Linked DNA regions of Homo sapiens: region 1 is linked to region 2. Evidence: read pairs that join two places in POLR2A ChIA-PET (ENCODE). Cell type or tissue: MCF 10A. All regions are shown on one strand. Links, peaks and the distances in the headings refer to the core of each region. The heading gives the core; the rest is flanking DNA.

Evidence for each region. ChIA-PET counts read pairs that join two places held together with the same protein. Peaks named below come from ENCODE experiments on the same cell type or tissue, not always from the same donor. Only the 100,000 strongest peaks of a DNase experiment are listed, where the experiment ranks them.
Region 1: POLR2A ChIA-PET joins it to region 2 with 5 read pairs; 2 of 35 experiments call an interaction of 5 or more read pairs at or near these places.

The regions. Positions count from the first base shown.
Region 1 is chr9:130,526,600-130,535,643 of GRCh38, reverse strand. No RefSeq gene overlaps it. Among named protein-coding and RNA genes, the nearest start is that of FUBP3, 48 kb to the left of the region's middle. RefSeq lists enhancers at 7,618-8,118, 8,883-9,044. In MCF 10A, for the core only: no CTCF peak of the experiment used is centred there; a DNase peak (open chromatin) is centred at 4,503.
Region 2 is chr9:130,644,319-130,653,362 of GRCh38, reverse strand. It overlaps the pseudogene RPL19P15. Among named protein-coding and RNA genes, the nearest start is that of PRDM12, 16 kb to the left of the region's middle. In MCF 10A, for the core only: no CTCF peak of the experiment used is centred there; no DNase peak of the experiment used is centred there.

The DNA of each region.
Region 1 (9,044 bases), core at 3,004-7,003, 120 kb after region 2:
GCTCCAGGTTTGGTAAAAAGTAATGAGCAGGAAAGTAGCTACCTTTGAGGGGGCACTGGAGAGGATGCTGGGGGTGGGGGGCAGGGGTCCTGGGAGGAGGGAAGACTGGCGTAGGCAATGGTCACGCAGGGTGGATGGCGAGAGATGGTCTGAAGGTACAACGGCTTTCCTTTTGCCTCAATGCAACGCAGTCATCTTCAGGAGCCCCCTTTCTCTCCAGCCCTCGGTTTCTGTTTCCTTAAAAGGAGGAGCTTTGCTTTAACCTGTTGCCCATCTGCTTGTCCGTCCATCCACCCTTCCAAATAGTCATTCGTTTGGTAAGTTTTTGTCTTTTTTTTTTTTTTTTTTTTTTTGAGACAGAGTCTCACTCTGTTGCCCAGGCTGGAATGCAGTGGCATGATCTGGGCTCACTGCGGCCTCACCTCCCAGGTTCAAGTGATTCTCCTGCCTCAGCCTCCTGAGTAGCTGAGATAACAGACATGTGCCACCCCACCCAGCTAAGTTTTGTATTTTTAGTAGAGATAGGGTTTCCCCATGTTAGCTAGGCTGGTCTCAAACTCCTGACCTCAAGTGATCTGTCTGCCTCGGCCTCTCAAAGTGCTGGGATTACAGGTGTGAGCCACCACACCCTGCCATAAGTATTTTATTTATACATTTATTTACTTATTCTGGTGATTCATGAATTGGGCAGCCCCCAGACCAGAATAGGTTGAGAGAGACTCCCAGTATTTTTTGTAAAAAGGTTAAAAATATTTGTTTTTTGCTGTGCATGCACTTCCGGGCACTGAAGTTGACACACACTTTCCTGCTTCCCTTTCTTCGTTCATGGTGAGCTCTCCCCCCTGGAAACCTCCATTCTTCCATCTTCACTTAGTGAAATTGTATCCACTTTCAAAGCCCATTCTGCGTGCTAGCTCCTGGGCGCCACTTGTTCAGATGTACTCATCTCTGTCTGAGTTATATATCATTTGATTTAATAAGTATCTTTTGAGCATCAGTTATGGGTTAGGTCTTCTGCTAGGGGCTGAGAATACTGAGGTGAACGAGAAGCTCCCAGGTTAGCACGGGGGATAGACAGTGAATGAAAAATCCCAGAAATCATCATTCATTACAGCCTTGACACTGCTCTGAGGGGAAGTCACACAAGCCTGTAACAGGCCTCACGCTGGCTGGAAGGTCTGGAGGTCTCCTGGAGGCAGAGACCCTATGGGTGGGGAGACTGTTGGGGGAGGGGGATGAGGGGCCCCGGAACACTGAGCCCTGAAGGAGGCCGAGCCCCAGGTGGGCAGAGAGAGAGGGAAAGGAGGAGTCTGGGTAACAGAACAGGGAGAAGGTTCTGGGACATCCAGGCAATGGCTCTCACCTGTAATCCCAGCACTTTTGGAGGCCGAGTGAGCAGATCACTTGAGGTCAGGAGTTTGAGACCAGTTTGGACAATATGATGAAACTCTGTTTCTTTTTCTTTTTTTTTTTTTTTTTGAGACGGAGTGGAGTCTCGCTCTGTTGCCAGGCTGGAGTGCAGTGGCGCGATCTCGGCTCACTGAAGCCTCTGCCTCCTGGGTTCAAGTGATTCTCCTCCCTGAGCTTCCCAAGTAGCTGGGACTACAGGCGCGCGCCTTCACGCCCAGTTAATTTTTGTATTTTTAGTAGAGACGGGGTTTCACCATGTTGGCCAGGATGGTCTCAATCTCTTGACCTCGTGATCTGCCTGCCTCGGCCTCCCAAAGTATTGGGATTACAGGCTTGAGCCACCGCACCCGGCCACCCTGTTTCTACTAAAAATATGAAAAAAAAATTAGCGGTGTATGGTGGCACACGCCTGTAATCCCAGGTACTCAGGAGGGTGAGGCAGGAGAATCTCTTGAACCCGGGAAGTGGAGGTTGCTGTAAGCCGAGATGGCGCCACTGCATTCCAGCCTGGGCGACAGAGCAAGACTCCGTCTAAAAAAAAAAAAGGAAGGTTCTGAGGTGGGAAGGGACCCCTGAGGGGCAGGAGGGACCACAGCCAGGGCCAGTGAGGCCACAAGAGGCTGGGCGCAGGAGTGAGACCAAGAGAGGTCTCTGTTCTGCAAGTCGTAGTCACAAGCATTGGTGGTCCCAAAGGCCATCCTTGCTCGGATAGGGGAGAAAGATGCTCTTTTAAAAAAAAAAATTTGTTTTAACCAAAGGCAAGTCTTTCATTGAACTTCTTGCACCCCTCATCCACCCCCACCCAGCCCCAGTGCTGGCTCTTCCCCATTGTCCATCCCTGCAGCACCTGTTCAGGGGCTGGAGGACAGGAGGGACACACATAGCGGGAAGAAGGAGCAAGAGACAGAGACAAACCTTGTGCAGCAGACGGGGCAGACCACTGGGCAATGGGGGGCACCTGGGAAAGACGCGTGTCTCCTTCATGGCTCCCCTCGGGAAAGGAGTGGAGAATGCTTTCAACATGGAGAATGCCTTCTCCCCCTCCAGTAAAAGGTATGTCTTTTTGGGGTTTTCTCATTGCAATGGTAATGCACACCTGCTGTAAGAAAAAGCCAAGCGTCTATTAACTGGTTTTCAAAAGGAGAAAAAAGGAAAAGCCAAGTGTCTCGGAAATCAACAGGCCAGAACTTTGGAGCCCTCCTGGCTCCTGTCTTCCTCCCACCCCCAGGTCCAGTTGATGGGCTCCACCTTTGGAGTGGCTTCCGCTCTGACACTGACAGCCACCTCCACCCTCGGCTCTGACCCGAGCCCCCACCACAGATCTAACAGGCTCTTCACTCAGCAGCCAGCGGGGCCCTTTATCAATGGCAGGGCAGGGCACTCCTCTGCCCAAACCATTTGGTGTCTTCACTTTGCTTGGAGCAAAAGCCAAACCCTCCTCTCAGCCCTCAGGGACCTGTGTGATCCGCTCCCACCCTTTCCTCTGCCATCCCGCCTCTTTTCCCCCAGGGGGTCTTCAAGGATCTGGTCCCACACTGCACTCACAGCAGCTGCTCTCTGGAAAGCCTCAAGTCGTCTTGTCCTGAGTGTGTGCCCCCCAGGCCATAGTCAAAGACTTGCTTAGAAACCCAGCCTGAGGCTGGGCATGCTGGCTCATGCCTGTAATCCTACCACTTTGGTAGGCCAAGGTGGGCGGATTGCCTGAGCTCAGGCGTTTGAATCCAGACTGGCCAGCATAACAAAACCCTATCTCTACTAAAAATCCAAAAATTAGCCAGGTTTGGCACATGCCTATAGTCCCAGCTTCTTGGGAGGCTGAGGCAGGAGAATCGCCTGAACCTGGGAGGCGGAGGTTGCAGTGAGCTGGGATGGTGCCACTGCATTCCAGCCTGGGTGACAGAGCAAGACTCTGTCTCAAAAAAAAAAAAAAAAAAAAAAAAAAAAAAGATCCAGGTATGGTGGCTCACATCTGTAATCCTAGCACGTTAGGAGGCCGAGGTGGGTGGATCACCTGAGGTTGGGAGTTCGAGACCAGCTTGACTAGCATGGAGAAGCCCCGTCTTTATTAAAAATTACAAAATTAGCTGAATGTGGTGGCACATACCTGTAATCCCAGCTACTCGGGAGGCTGAGGCAGGAGAATTGCTTGTATCCTGGAGGTGGAGGTTACGGTGAGCCGAGATCGCGCCATTGCACTCCAGCCTGGGCAACAAGAGCGAAACTCTGTCTCAAAAAAAAAAAAAAAAAAAAGAAAGAAAGAAAGAAAGAAAGGAAAAAAAAAAAGAAACCCAGCCCTGGCATCATCCTTTCCTCCAGCCCTGCAGACCCTGCGGCCTCAGTAGCTCCGTGTCCTTATCTCTGCCTCCCAGCTCAGCAGGATGACTGCAGCTTGGATCCCTGCTCTCTGGTCTGTGGCTGGGAAATTGGCCCCAGGCAGAGATCTGGTGATTGTGGGGCTCACTTCATGGGTTTCCCTTCTCTCAGGGATTGTGGTCTTGCACAGTCTGAATCTATGGTCTTGCACCGAACAGAGTAGCCTCATAGATTCCATCAAGGGCTAGTTGTATACCCACTACTCCTCCGTGGCCTGTAGCAGATGTTTGCTATTAGCTTTATTTACTTATTTTTATAAAAATTTTTATTTTGGAATTATTTTTATTATTATTTGTTCTGTACAGACAGGGTCTCCCTCTGTTGACCAAGCTGGCCTTGAACTCCTGGCCTCAAGTGATCTTCCAACCTTGGCTCCTAAAGTGCTGGGATTACAGATGTGAGCCACCACGCCTGGGCCCAGAATAATTTTAGCTTTATAGAAAAGTTGCAAGGATAGTGCCGAGAGCCCCTGTATACTCATCATTCACTTTCTTCTACAGTTAACATCTTCTATAACCATGGCCCATTTGTCAAAACTAAGAAATTAACATGGGTGCAATATTACTAATTAAACTACAGACTTTGATTTCATCAGTTTTTTCATTAATGTCTTTGGATTGTCTAAAATCTGATCCAGAATCCCACGTGCTAGCAGCTCTATTTCAATAGCCAGAAACTGGGAGCAACCCAAATATCTGTCAACAGAAGTTGTGAAATAAATCGTGGTGCATTCCCATAATGAAATATGATGCAGGCCGGGCGCGGCGGCTCATGCCTGTGATCCCAGCACTTTGGGAGGCCTAGGCGGGCGGGTCATTTGAGATCAGGAGTTTGAGACTAGCCTGGTCAACATGGTAAAACCCCATCTTTACCAAAAATACAAAAATTAGCCGGGCATGGTGGCTGTGCCTGTAATCCCAGATACTCAGGAGGCTGAGGCAGAAGAATCGCTTGAACCCGGGAGGCAGAGGTTGCAGTGAGCTGAGATCGCACCACAGCACTCCAGCCTGGGTGACAGAGCGAGACTCCATCTCAAAAAAAAAAAAAGAAAAAAGAAAAAAGATAAAAGGAGTCTGACACAATTAATTAATGAATTCGTAAGTTTTTAGTAAATGATTAATTTTTAATTGGGGTTGAAGAGGTTAGAATTGTCATTACCATTTGTGGCAGACAGACCCTAAAGTGACCCCTGTAATTTTTGTTTAAAAGAATGGAGTCTTGCTATGTTGCCCAGGCTGGTCTTGAACTCCTGGGCTCAAGAGATCCTCCCGCCTCAGCCTCCCAAGTAGCTAGGACTGTAGGCATGAGCCACCATCCCTGGCTGACTCCCACTGATTTTTAACCTTTGGTATGTACACTCTTTGTAACCCCTCCTTTTGACTGTGGGTGGGACTAGGGATGTGCTTTTGGCTGAGATGATAAAGCTGAAGGAGTTTTGCAGGTGTAATTTAGATCTCAAGGCAGTTCATTTTGAGTTCATTGAAAGGGTTAGGCTGGACTTAATTAGGTAAAACCTTAAGTCTGGGCCCAGTGGCTCACGCCTGTAATCCCAGCACTTTGGGAGGCTGAGGTGGGTGAATCACTTGAGTCCAGGAGTTTGAGACCAGCCTGGACAACATGGCGAAACCCCATCTCTACCAAAATACAAAAATTAGTCTGGCGTGGTGGTGCATGCCTGTAATCCCAGCTACTTGGGAGGCTGAGGTGGGAGGATCCCTTGAGCCCTGGAGACTAAGATTGCAGTGAGCTGAGATCACGCCACTGCACTCCAGCCTGGGTGACAGAGCGAGACTCCATCTCAAAGAAAATGAAACAAACAAAAAAAGCTGAAGAGAGACTTGCAGAAGCAAGCTTCTATGGTGTGAACTGCCTTAGAGATGGCCACGTGGCACCAGGGGGCCACTGGCTGACAGCCAGCCAGAAAACAGGGAGCTCAGTTCTACTGGTGCAAGGAACTGAATTCTGCCGACCAATGCAAGACCTTGGAAGACGACCTGAGCTCTGAAAGAAGATGCAGCCCGGCTGACACCTTGACTGCATTTCAACAGCTGATCCATGTGCATGCCAAGGTTGGGAGTGCTGGTGTTTAGAACCTCCCGGAGTGAAATGAGAAGTGGGGAGTGTGCGTATGTGCGTGTGTGTGTCTGTTGACTGCAGCCTGATGAGACCCTGAAGACAAGACCCATTCAACTGTGCCCAGACTCCCGAGCCACAGCCACTGTGAGATGATCAACGTGTGTTGTTTGAAGCAATAGGTAGCTAATGCACCACCACAGCCATAGTGACTGGGAGCGGCATGGAACACTCCTGAGGTGCAGTTCAGATTTGTGCAGTTGACTATATGTAACTTACACCCAGGCTAAAGTGATCCTTCCACTTCAGCCTCCTAAGTAACTGGGACTACAGGTGCATGCCACCACACCTGGATAATTTTTAAATTTTTTGTAGAGATGGGGTCTCGCCATTTGCCCAGGTTAGTCTCAAACTTCTGGGCTCAAGTGATCCCCCCGCCTCAGCCTCCCAAAGTGCTGGGATTACAGGTGTGAGCCACTGTGCCAGCTCATATGTCTTTATTTGAAGAGACCTCGCTCCTCATCTCCAGTCCTGCATCTCATCCTGCTGGTTTCCTTCCCAGGGCTTTTCATCACATGTAATCTTCTTACATTTTTGTTTGCTTGTAACTTTTTGTTTGCTTATTAGTTTGTTTTCTGTCTCATCCTCTAGAGCAGTGTTGTACAACAGAAATGTAAGCCTCATAATTGAAAGTTTTCTAGTAGCTGCATTAAAAAAAAAAGAAATACGTGAATTTGTTTAATGCAATATATTCACAGTATGATCATGTCGGCATGTAGTGAATATTTTTAAAATTGAGATATTTTACATTCTTTTGCTTGCACTGTTTTTTGAGACAGGGTCTTGCTCTGTTACCCAGGCTGGAGTGCAGTGGCAGTGTGATCATAGCTCACTGCAGCCTCGACCTCCTGGGCTCACGTGATCCTCTCACCTCAGCCTCCCGAGTAGCTGGGAGTACAGGCCGGGCTGATGTTTGTATTTTTGTAGAGGCAGAGTTTTGCCATGTTGCTCAGGCTGGTCTGAAACTTCTGAGCTTAGGAAATCCTCCTGCCTCGGCCTCCCAAAGTGTTGGGATTACTGGTGTGAGCCACTGCGCCTGGCCAGTTTGCACTGTCTTTGAAATCCAGTGTGTATTTAACACTCACAGCGCATCTCAATGGGGACCGGCCACAGTTCACGCGCTCACACGTGGTGGGGCTACTGTTCCGGACAGCACAGCTTGAGACCGTAAGCTGTGGGGTGGTGGGGCGCATGGGGCTGAGGTCTCGCCCATTTTGCTCGCTGCTCTACCCCAGCGCTCAGCTCAGTGCTTAGCATGTCTCTGATGCTCAATAAATATGCAGTGAAGGAATGGGAGGTGAATGAAGTTACTTCAGATACTTTTTGGACATCTGGAGGGTATCTTTTTTTTCCTCCCTTCCATTCTACCTTCCTTTTTACCTAACTCCCTTCCCACCTTCCCTCCTCATCTCAGGCCCTTTCTTTAGGGTAAAGATCTTAACACACACATGCACACTCGCCCCTTCTCATTTCACTCCGGGAGGTTCTAAACACCAGCACTCTCAGCCTTGGCGCGCGCATGTATCAGCTGTTAAAATGCAGACTGTGGTCAGTAGGTCTGGAGCAAAGGGGCCCAGATTCTGCCTTTCTAGTGAGCTCCCAGGGGCCCCTGTGGGTCTATGGCCCCTGCTTGAAGGCGGGAGGCTGTAGAGCCGCCTGCTCTTCCTGCTGGCTCAGGCTAGGGGTAGAGGGTCACACGAGGACCGAGGAGAATTTGGAAGCAGAGCCCTCCTGCTCTTGTTAACCTTCCTCCCTAAATATGGGCTACTGTGCTTTCTGGGGAGCAAGGGGGTCCCAGCATGGGGTGGCTTGCTGCCTCTGGCCTCTGCCCTCGTTGGGATGTTGTGACTCAGGCAGGACACTCTGTTGAAGGTGGAGTTTCTGCCCCACACAGAGTCAAAGGCAGGAAGTCCCACCTTGGAGGCACACTGGGTCCACTGGTCCTGCCCAGAGGCTGTGGGACAGCCAAGCTTGGCCTTCCAGGGACCTATGATACCCCCAATACCACGACTGCCCCACCAGACTGGCTGGCCACTGCCACCTTCGCCCACAGGAGAAGGCCGAAGCTGAGCAGGGAGAGTTCCCCCTGGGGAAACTGGAGGCTTCCTTGAACTTACTCTGTGACCTTGAGAAGCCCCCCAGCCTCAGTTTCCCCATCCGAATTCTAGGGGCTGGTCTCAGCAATCCCAGCTCCTGCCTGAGACAGTCGGCGAGCCCAGCGAGGTCCTGGGGCCGTGCGTGTGCACGGAGGCTGACTCCGCGGCTGTCCGGGTGGGATTTCTGGCGGCAGGGGTGTCTCCCTCCTGTCCCAACTGGCCCACATGGGGCTGTTTTTCACAGCACCATTGATCCGGCTAAACCAGGGAGATGCATTACATCTCCTCCGGAGGTCAGGGGTTGGGCAGCCCAGCTGGTAAATCGCCCGCTGGCTGTGTTTTAAGGCCCTGCCCTGTGTTTTGGCTCCTTGGACCTTGGGAGAAACTGCTGAAGTTTGATATGGCTCTGGGGGCCCATGGGGGCAAAGGGCGTCAGGCAAGGGAGGGACAAATAGATCGATGGGAAACTGCCATGACCTCATGACCTCGGAGATGGCTTCAAACTGTGTCTTAACATGCCCTGGTAAATCTGAGGGTGGACCTGCCTCCCCTGGGGACAGTGGGGACAGTGAGGACGGGGCGGGAGGAGGCAGTGAAGGGCATGCCAGGGAAGTGAGAGACCACGGTCTGAGCGGCTGGATTCTTAGCGTTCGCCAGCTGCAGCCAGGCTGGGTTTGATCTGCTCTCCCTTGTCGTCATGTAGCGGGGGCACCGCACTTTACAGTGTGCACCGTACGCGCTGCATGTTCTGTCCTTGCGGGTGCAGACTTTGATGGTGGGGAAGACTGGGCTCAGCCTGGGCCCAGGTGGCCCGGTTTGCAGGTGGCAGAGCTTTTGAGGGACTGCAAATGGGTCAGTCTAGCTGAGGGACAAAATCCAAAGGGAGTCCAGACAGGTGGGGACAGGGCTCCAGAGGTGGCCAGGGACCAGCGTCACACTTTAAAGAGCCCCAGGAAGCTTTCAGCTCAGGCAAGAGAGGGAGGAATAACATGCAATTGTGTTCCAGAAAGCTCACATGGCTTCAGTGCGGGG
Region 2 (9,044 bases), core at 2,486-6,485:
TGCCACCACACCCGGCTAATTTTTAAACTTATTCTTGTAGTGTTGGGGTCTCCCTGTTTTACTCAGGCTGGTCTCAAACTCCTAGCCTCAAGTGATCCTGCTGCTTCAGCCTCCCAAAGTACTGGGATTACAGGCATGAGCCATTATGTCTGGCAAAAGTTTAGTTTTGTTTCATTTTGTTTTTAAGACAGGGTCGGGCTCTGTCACGAAGGCTGGTGAGCGGTGGTGCCATCATAGCCCATTGCAACCTCCAGCTCCTGCTTTCCATGGAATTTCGAGGGAGAAACCCTCTCATTCTTGTTGTCTAGCTGGGCAGGATGTCCTTTTGTTCCCCAGAGCTCCCTTAGAGGGGTGCTTAGAGCCCCCCCAACACCACACAGGGAGGAACTGCACTTTCACAGCCACAGATTTTTATGGGGGAGGATAGGTCTCAAAAGCATGTTTTTTGTTTTTTTTTGTTTTTTTGAGATGGAATTTTGCTCTTGTCACCCAGGCTGGAGTGCAATGGCGTGATCTTGGCTCACCACAACCTCCATCTCCTGGGTTCAAGCGATTCTCCTGCCTCAGCCTCCCGAGTAGCTGGGATTACAGGCATGCGCCACCACGCCTGGCTAATTGTTGTATTTTTAGTAGAGACGGGGTTTCATCATGTTGGCCAGGCTGATCTCGAACTCCTGACCTAGGTGATCTGCCCGCCTCGGCCTCCCAAAGTGCTGGGATTACAGGCGTGAGCCTTGGTGCCCAGCTGAGATTGTGTTTTTTTGTTGCCTTTTGTCATGCCTTGCAATTTTTTGTTGAAATCCAGACACACTGTATCAGATAACAGGAACTAAGGTCAAGAGGCCTTTAGTGTGAGGAGGGTATATTTCATTTTATATTTATTTATTTATTTATTTTAAAGGCTTGTTTTATTTTAATGGCTGATCCATGTAATAACGGAGGGAGCTGATCCATGTAATAACAGACAAAGGGGGAGCTTTTATTTCTTGGCCTTTTCCTCCTGGGACAAAGTCTTGATGATCTCTTCCTTCTTGGTCTGGAGGTGCTCTTCACGGAGCTTGCGTGCTTCCTTGGTCTTAGACCCGCGGGCCTCAGCCTGGTCAGCCAGGGGCTTCTTGCGGGCTTTGTCTGCCTTCAGCTTGTGGCTGTGTTCCGTGAGAATCCGCTTGTGTTTGAACACATTCCCCTTCAACTTCAGGTACAGGCTGTGATACATGTGGCGATCAATCTTCTTCGATTCTGAGCAGCCGGCGCAGAATCCTCAGTCTCCTCATCCACGTGACCTTCTCTGGCATTCAGGCATTGGCTGTACCCCTCCGCTTACCTATGCCCAAGTGCCTGCCCTTCCGGCGGGCCAAGGTGCTTTTCCAGCATTGAGCCCGGGAATGGACCGTCACAGGCTTGCGGTGACGCAAGATCAGCCCATCTTTGATCAGCTTCCGGATCTGCTGACGGAAGTTGGCATTGGGGATTTCATTGGTCTCATCGGGTCCAACCAGACCTTCTTCTCGCCACAGTGGAGGACACTAGAGATGAGCCTCTTCTGAGGTGTGAGCATACTCATGGCTGCGGCTGCAGCAGCGAAAGGAAAGCTCTTTTATATTTTATATTTATTTATTTAAATTTTTTGAGACAGGGTCTTGCTGTGGTGCCCAGGCTGGGGTGCAGTGGCATGATCAAGGCTCACTGTAGCCTCTAACTCCCAGACTCAGGTGATCCTCCTACCTCAGCCTTCCGAGTAGCTGGGACTACAGGCACGTGCCACCAGGCTCAGCTATTTTTTTTTTGTAGTTTTTGTAGAGATGGGGTTTCGCCATGTTGCCCAGGTTGGTCTTGAACTCCTGGGCTCAAGCGACCACCCACCTCGGCCTCCCAAAGTGCTGCGATTTCAGGCGCGAGCCACTGCGTCCGGCCGAGGCTGTATTATCCTCTTTCTAGGAGCTGGGCAGTGTTAGGTGTTTGCTGCGGCTGCAGGTGCCAGAGGCTCCACGTCTTCTACTGTCCTCATTGTTGTCTCCCTCCTGACTTTGGGAGGTCTGAGCCTTGAGTTCTGTCGCCTGTGACTCCCATGATGGTACCGCAGCTTGTGGGTGTGGTGAGGTGTGGGAGAGAGGGAACATTCTGTCGTCAGTCCTGTCTTGGTCCTGGGTCTTGGGGCTGTGACATTCACAAGTATCCCTGCAGGGGTGTCACTTTTCCCCCCTGCCACTTACTACCTTCTCTGGCTCAGGTTCCTTCCCGACCTAATTCCTTGCAGCCTGGCTCCTGAGCACTGTGCTTGTTCTTTGCGAAGCCTGGAAGGGGCTGGAGGGGGCTGGAAGGAGAATTCCATTCCCCTACCTGGGATAGGCTCTGGCAAAGCTCTTCCCCCTGGAATGGGGCCTTGGCTAGAAGGCTTTGAGTGTTTCACAAGGATCTCTACACCCACCCCAGCGAGAGCCTGTGGGATTTTTTTTTTTTTTTTTTTTTTTTGAGACAGAGTCTAGCTCTGTCTTCAGGCTGGAGTGATCTCGGCTCACTGCAAGCTCCACCTCCCGGGTTCAAGCGATTCTCCTGCCTCAGCCTCCCGAGTAGCTGGGACTACAGGTGCGCACCACCATGTCCAGCTAATTTTTGTATTTTTAGTAGAGACGGGGTTTCACCATGTTGGTCAGGATGGTCTCAATGTCTTGACCTCGTGATCCGCCCGCCTTGGCCTCCCAAAGTGCTGGGATTACAGGCATGAGCCATCGTGCCCGGCCCAGGATCTTTCTTCGACAGAATCAAGTGGGATTCCTGGAGGGAAACCCATGAAAGTGTGGGGGACCCCCTAGACTGAAGACTCTAGGACTTTGTCCCTCTGATGCCAGTCCACACTCAGCCTCTAGCAATTCATCCGAGTTCCCATCTGTGTTCCCACTTAGGGCTCCCGTGGCTTCTGCTCCTGGTCCACAGATGTCGCTGGGATTCTCCAGGTTCTCCTGTCTCTCCTGACTTGGGTGGAGCTTTGCCTTTGCAAACTCAGTTCTCTGAAACCTCAGAGAACTTCAAGAAAAGTTTCAACTGCAAGAAAAGTCATTGATTTTCAGTTTGTCCAAGTTAATTTTTTTTTTTTTTTTTTTTTGAGATGGAGTCTCGCTCTGTTGCCCAGGCTGGAGTATAGTGGCACCATCTCGGCTCACTGCAAGCTCCGCCTCCCGGGTTCACGCCATTCTCCTGCCTCAGCCTCCGGAGTAGCTGGGACAACAGGCGCCCACCACCACCCCCGGCTAATTTTTTTTTGTATTTTTAATAGAGACGGAGTTTCACCGTGTTAGCCAGGCTGGTCTCGATCTCCTGACCTCGTGATCCGCCCGCCTTGACCTCCCAAAGTGCTGGGATTACAAGTGTGAGCCACTGCGCCCGGCCGTTTTTTTTTTCTTTTTAATTTTAATAATGAAATAATGAAAGTGGTGACTTTCAAGTTTTTTTGTTTTGTTTTGTTTTGTTTTTCAGGCTGGAGTACAGTGGCACGATCTCGGCTCATTGCAACCTTGGCCTCCCAGGCTCAAGCAATCCTCCTACTTTAGCCTCCCAAGTATTTGGGACTGCAAGCACGCGCCACCACGCCCGGCTAATTTTGTAGTACTTTTTGCAGAGATGGGGTTTCGCCATGTTGCCCATTGCACTCCAGCCTGGGTGACAGAGCAAGACTCTGCCTTACAAAAATAAAAAAATAAAAAAATTAATGACAGGCAGATAAGCACAGGTCCAGGAAACTCAGAGAACACCAATCTGGATAAATAGCAACAAATAATCACAACAAAAATACCAGAAACAGAAACACACACACCACACACACACACGTACACACAAAGCAAAACAAATAAAAAACAAACACACACACAGAATCCACACCCAGCCACAATATATTCAAACTGCAGAAAGCCAAAGAGATCAGATACAAGCACAAGTGGCATTTATTTCTTCTTCTTCTTCTTTTTTTTTTTTTGGATGGAGTCTCGCTCAGTCCACCCAGGCTGGAGTGCAGTGGCATGATCTCGGCTCACTGCAACCTCCAACTCCTGGGCTCAAGTGATTCTCCCACCTCAGCCTCTTGAGTAGCCGGGACTACAGGTGCGTGCCCCTACGCCTGGCTAATTTTTGTAGGTTTTTTTTTTTTTTTTTGAGATGGAGTTTCACTCTGTTGCCTAGACTGGAGTGCAGTGGCATTATCTCGGCTCACTGCAACCTCTGCCTCCCGGGTTCAAGTGATTCTCCTGCCACAGTCTCCTGAGTAGCGGGTATTACAGGCATCCTCCACCAAGCCCAGCAAATTTCTGTATTTTTAGTACAGACGAGGTTTCACCATGTTGGCCAGGCTGGTCTCAAACTCTTGACCTCAAGTGATCTGCCTGCCTCGGCCTCCCAAAGTGCTGGGAGTACAGGCATGAGCCACCATGCCCAGCCTCACACCCTGCTAATTTCTGTATTTTTAGTAGAGACAGGGTTTCACCATGTTGGCCAGGCTGATCTCAAACTCCTGAGCTCAGGTGATCCTCCTGCCTCAGCCTCCCAAAGTGTTGGGATTACAGGTGTGAGCCAGCGCGCCCAGCCTGAACCAGTTGTATTACAGTGTATGCAAAACAACAAGGTAAGCAGTTCAAAAACTGTCATCATTGACAACTGCTTATTTGTTTGAATCAGGATCACAAGGTCAAGAGATCGAGACCATCCTGGCCAACATGGTGAAACCCTGTCTCTACTAAAAATAAAAAATTGGCTGGACGTGGTGGCACGCGTCTGTAGTCCCAGCTACTCGGGAGGCTGAGACAAGAGAATCGCTTGAACCTGGGAGGCAGAGGTTGCAGTGAGCCAAGATCGCACCACTGCACTCCAGCCTGGGTGACAGAGTGAGACTCCTTAATAAAATTAAAAAAAAAAATAAAAAATAAAATAAAATAAAATAAAATGGTTCAGAAGATTTTTAAAAAAAGGGTAGGAAGAATTTTTTGTCTCAAAGTTGAATTGCTAGGTAGGGCATGGTAGCTTACACCTGTAATACCAACTCTTTTGGAGGCCAAGATGGGAAGATCACTTGAGACCAGGAGTTCAAGACTAGCTTGGGTAACATGGTGAGACCTCGTCTCTACAAAAAAAAAAAAAAAAAAAAAAAAAATAGCTGGGTGTGGTACACCTGTAGTTCCAGCTGCTGGGAGGCTGAGGTAGGAGGATCACTAAAAAATAAAATTATAAAGTGGAATTGCTAACTAACCATTGCCAGATATAAACAAGTGCCTCTGCTAGATCAGCTCCATGCAGGGAGAAGTGACTTTGCCCCATCCCTCAGGGCTGAGCACAATGCCTTGGGTACAGCTGGTGCCTCAACACTATTAGTTGGATTTTATTTTATTTTTTATTTTTTTATTTTTTGAGACGGAGTTTCACTCTTGATGCCCAGGCTGGAGTCCAATGGCACGATCTCGGCTCACCACAACTTCCACCTCCCGGAAGTTGAGGCAGCGATTCTTCTGCCTCAGCCTCCCGAGTAACTGGGATTACAGGCACCTGCCACCACGCCTGGCTAACTTTGAATTTTTAGTAGAGACGGGGTTTTACCATGTTGGTCAGGTTGGTCTTGAACTCCTGACCTCAGGTGATCCACCCACCTCGGCCTCCCAAAGTGCTGGGAATACAGGCGTGAGGCACCGTGCCTGTACTTATTTTATTTTATTTTTTTGAGATGGAGTCTTACTCTGTAGCTCAGGCTGGAGTGCAGGGTCTCGGTCTTGGCTCACTGCAACCTCCACCTCCCAGGTTCAAGTGATTCTCCTGCCTCAGCCTCCCGTGTAGCTGGGACTACAGGTGCGTGCCACCACGCCAGGCTAATTTTTTTTTTTTTTTGTATTTTTAGTAGAGATGGGATTTCATCATGTTGGCCAGGCTGGTCTTGAACTCCTGACCTCAGGTGATCCATCCACCTTGGCCTTCCAAAGTGCTGGGATTACAGGTGCGAGCCGCCGCACCTGGCCTAGTTGTGGGTTTTAACTGCACGAGAACCATGATTGGTCATGGCGAGACCATCTGTTTGCTGAACCTCGCCTGGCATCTGAGCATGGAATTCCGTAATGAACTGAGAAATGAACTTTTGGGCACAAGAGCCGATGCCCACAGGCATGACTTCAAAGACCAGTGTTAGAACATTCCGCAATGGCAATGTGCGCAATGAGGACACACCTGCTCAGAAATGAGTTAAGGTAGTAGCACAAGTTGACCTGTTATGCATCTTCGATGGTGATATGGTTTGGATTTTTGTCCTGGCCAAATCTCATGTTGAATTTGAGGAGGGGCCTGGTGGGAGATGACTGGATCACGGGGGCTGATTTCCCCCTTGCTGTTCTCATCATAGTGAGTGAGTTCTCATGATATCTGATGGTTTGAAAGTGTGTGGCATTTGGGCCGGGTGCGGTGGCTCACACCTGTAATCCCAGCACTTTGGGAGGCCGAGGCGGGCGGATCACCTGAGGTCGGCAGTTTGAGACCAGCCTGGCCAACATGGAGAAACCCCGTCTCTACTAAAAATACAAAAATTAGCCAGGCGTGGTGGCACATGCCTGTAATCCCAGCTACTCGGGAGGCTGAGGCAGGATAAACACTTGAACCCGGGAGGCGGAGGTTGCAGTGAGCCAAGATGGCGCCACTGCACTCCAGCCTGGGCAACAAGAGCAAAACCTCGTCTAAAAAAGAAAGAAAGAAAGAAAGAAAGTGTGTGGCACTTCCTGCCTTGCTCTCTCTCTCCCGCTCTGCCACGCTAAGATGTGCCTGCTTCCCCTTTGCCTTCTGCCATGATTATAAATTTCCTGAGGCTTCCCAGTCGTGCCTCCTGTATAGCCTGCAGAACTGTGAGTCAATTAAACCTCTCTTCTTTGTAGATTACCCAGTCTCAGGTAGTTCTTCGTGGCAGTGTGAGAATAGACTAATATAGATTGATTAAATGTGGTGTAAATTACAGACCAGTGGTTTTCATGAATGTATATATAACAATCCTAATAAAAAAGTTAGTAAACCAAACCAATTATATATATAATATGTATATCTTATCAACTATATCTATCTACCTATCATCTATCTACCTATCATCTATCTATCATCTATCTATCTATCCATGTATCTATCAATAAAATAGATAATCCTTTACAACCATTATGAGGTTTATTCTAGGAATGCAAGGCTGGTTTAACATTTGAAAATCTATCAGTGTAATTCATTACATTGAAGCGAAAAAGGAGATAAATCATAGATGATCTCTACAGATGCAGAAGAAAGTACTGAAACAATTCATTACCTATTCATGACAAAACTCTTGGCAAACTAGAAACAGAAGAAAACCTCCTTATCAGATAAACTGTATGCCAAACATACACTCTGAGGCTACAAACAAGACCAGAATGACAACTCTCATGGCTTTCAATCAACAAGATACTGAAGGTCTTGGCCAGAGTAGTCAAGCAATACAAAGAACAAATGGCATAAGGATTGGGAAGAAAAAAATAACACCATCATTATTCATAAATGATCTGACTGTGAAAACAGGAAATTCAAAAGAATCTACAACATTGTTAGGTTGTCAGTTCTTCCCAAATTGATCTATAGATTCATTGCAATCCCAGTAAAAATCCCAGCAAATTTAAAATATTTTTATGGGGGTTGGGAGATCGACAAGCTGATTCTAAAATTTGTATAGAAATGCAAAGGGCTGGGAGTAGCCAAGACAATCTTGAAGAACAACAAAGCTGAAGGACTTACTGTAAAGGTACAATAATTAAGACAGTTTTGTTGGGAGGCCGAGATGGGCGGATCACAAGGTCAGGAGATCAAGACCATCCTGGCTAACACGGTGAAACCCGGTCTCTACTAAAAATACAAAAAATTAGCCGGGCGTGGTGGCGGGCGCCTGTAGTCCCAGCAACTCAGGAGGCTAAGGCAGAAGAATAGCATGAACCCGGGGGGCGGAGCTTGCAGTGAGTCGAGATCGTGCCACTGCACTCCAGCCTGGGCGACAGAGCGAGACTCCATCTCAAAAAAATAAAAATTAAAATAAATAAATAAATAAATAAATAAATAAATAAAAATAATAATAATACAGCTTTGGCCAGGCGCGGTGACTCAAGCTTGTAATCAAAGCACTTCGGGAGGCCGAGGTGGATGGATCACGAGGTCAGGAGTTCGAGACCAACCAGTTTGAGACCAACCTGGCCAACCCCGTCTCTACTAAAAATACAAAAATTAGCGCATAGTGGTGGGCGCCTGTAATTCCAGCTACTCAGGATGCTCAGGCAAGAGAATTGCTTGAACCTGGGAGGCAAAGGTTGCACTGAGCCGAGATCATGCCACAGTACTCCAGCCTGGATGACAGAGAGAGACTCCCTCTCAAAAAAAAAAAAAAAAAAAAAAAAGGAAGGGAAAAAGAAAGTGCAGCATATAATGTACTTGAGTGCATGGTGTTTTTAAAAAACATTATGGTTACAAATTGTTTTTAAAAATGTTTAAGGCTGAGTGCAATGGCTCACGCCTGTAATCCCAGCACTTTAGGAGGCTGAGGCAGGCAGATCACCTGAGGTCAGGAGTTCGAGACCAGCCTGGCCAACTCTGCTAAAAATACAAAAATTAGCCGACGTGGTGGCACACACCTGTAGTCCCAGCTACTCGAGAGGCTCAGGTAGGAGAATCGCTTGAACCTGGAAGGCGGAGGTTGCAGTGAGCCGAGATCACACCACTGCAATCCAGCCTGAGCAACAGAGTGAGACTCTGTCTCAAAAAAAAAAAAAAAAGTTTAAATGCATTTAATATTTAACGTGTTTTATCGAAATGTGAATTAAACAACCATGAAATCCTTGACACCAACCTACCATAATTTGGAAACCACTTGTGTGGTCCAATTCCAAGGAAAGAAAACAGATCAAGAGAGCTGATCTATCCAAGTCACAGAAAGTCATCTGTCCAAGTTGGGAACAAAAGTGAGGCCTGTGGGTTCCCTTTGCCTGAAGGAAATTGTTGATCGTTCTCTCCCCTTGACTGAAGAAGTG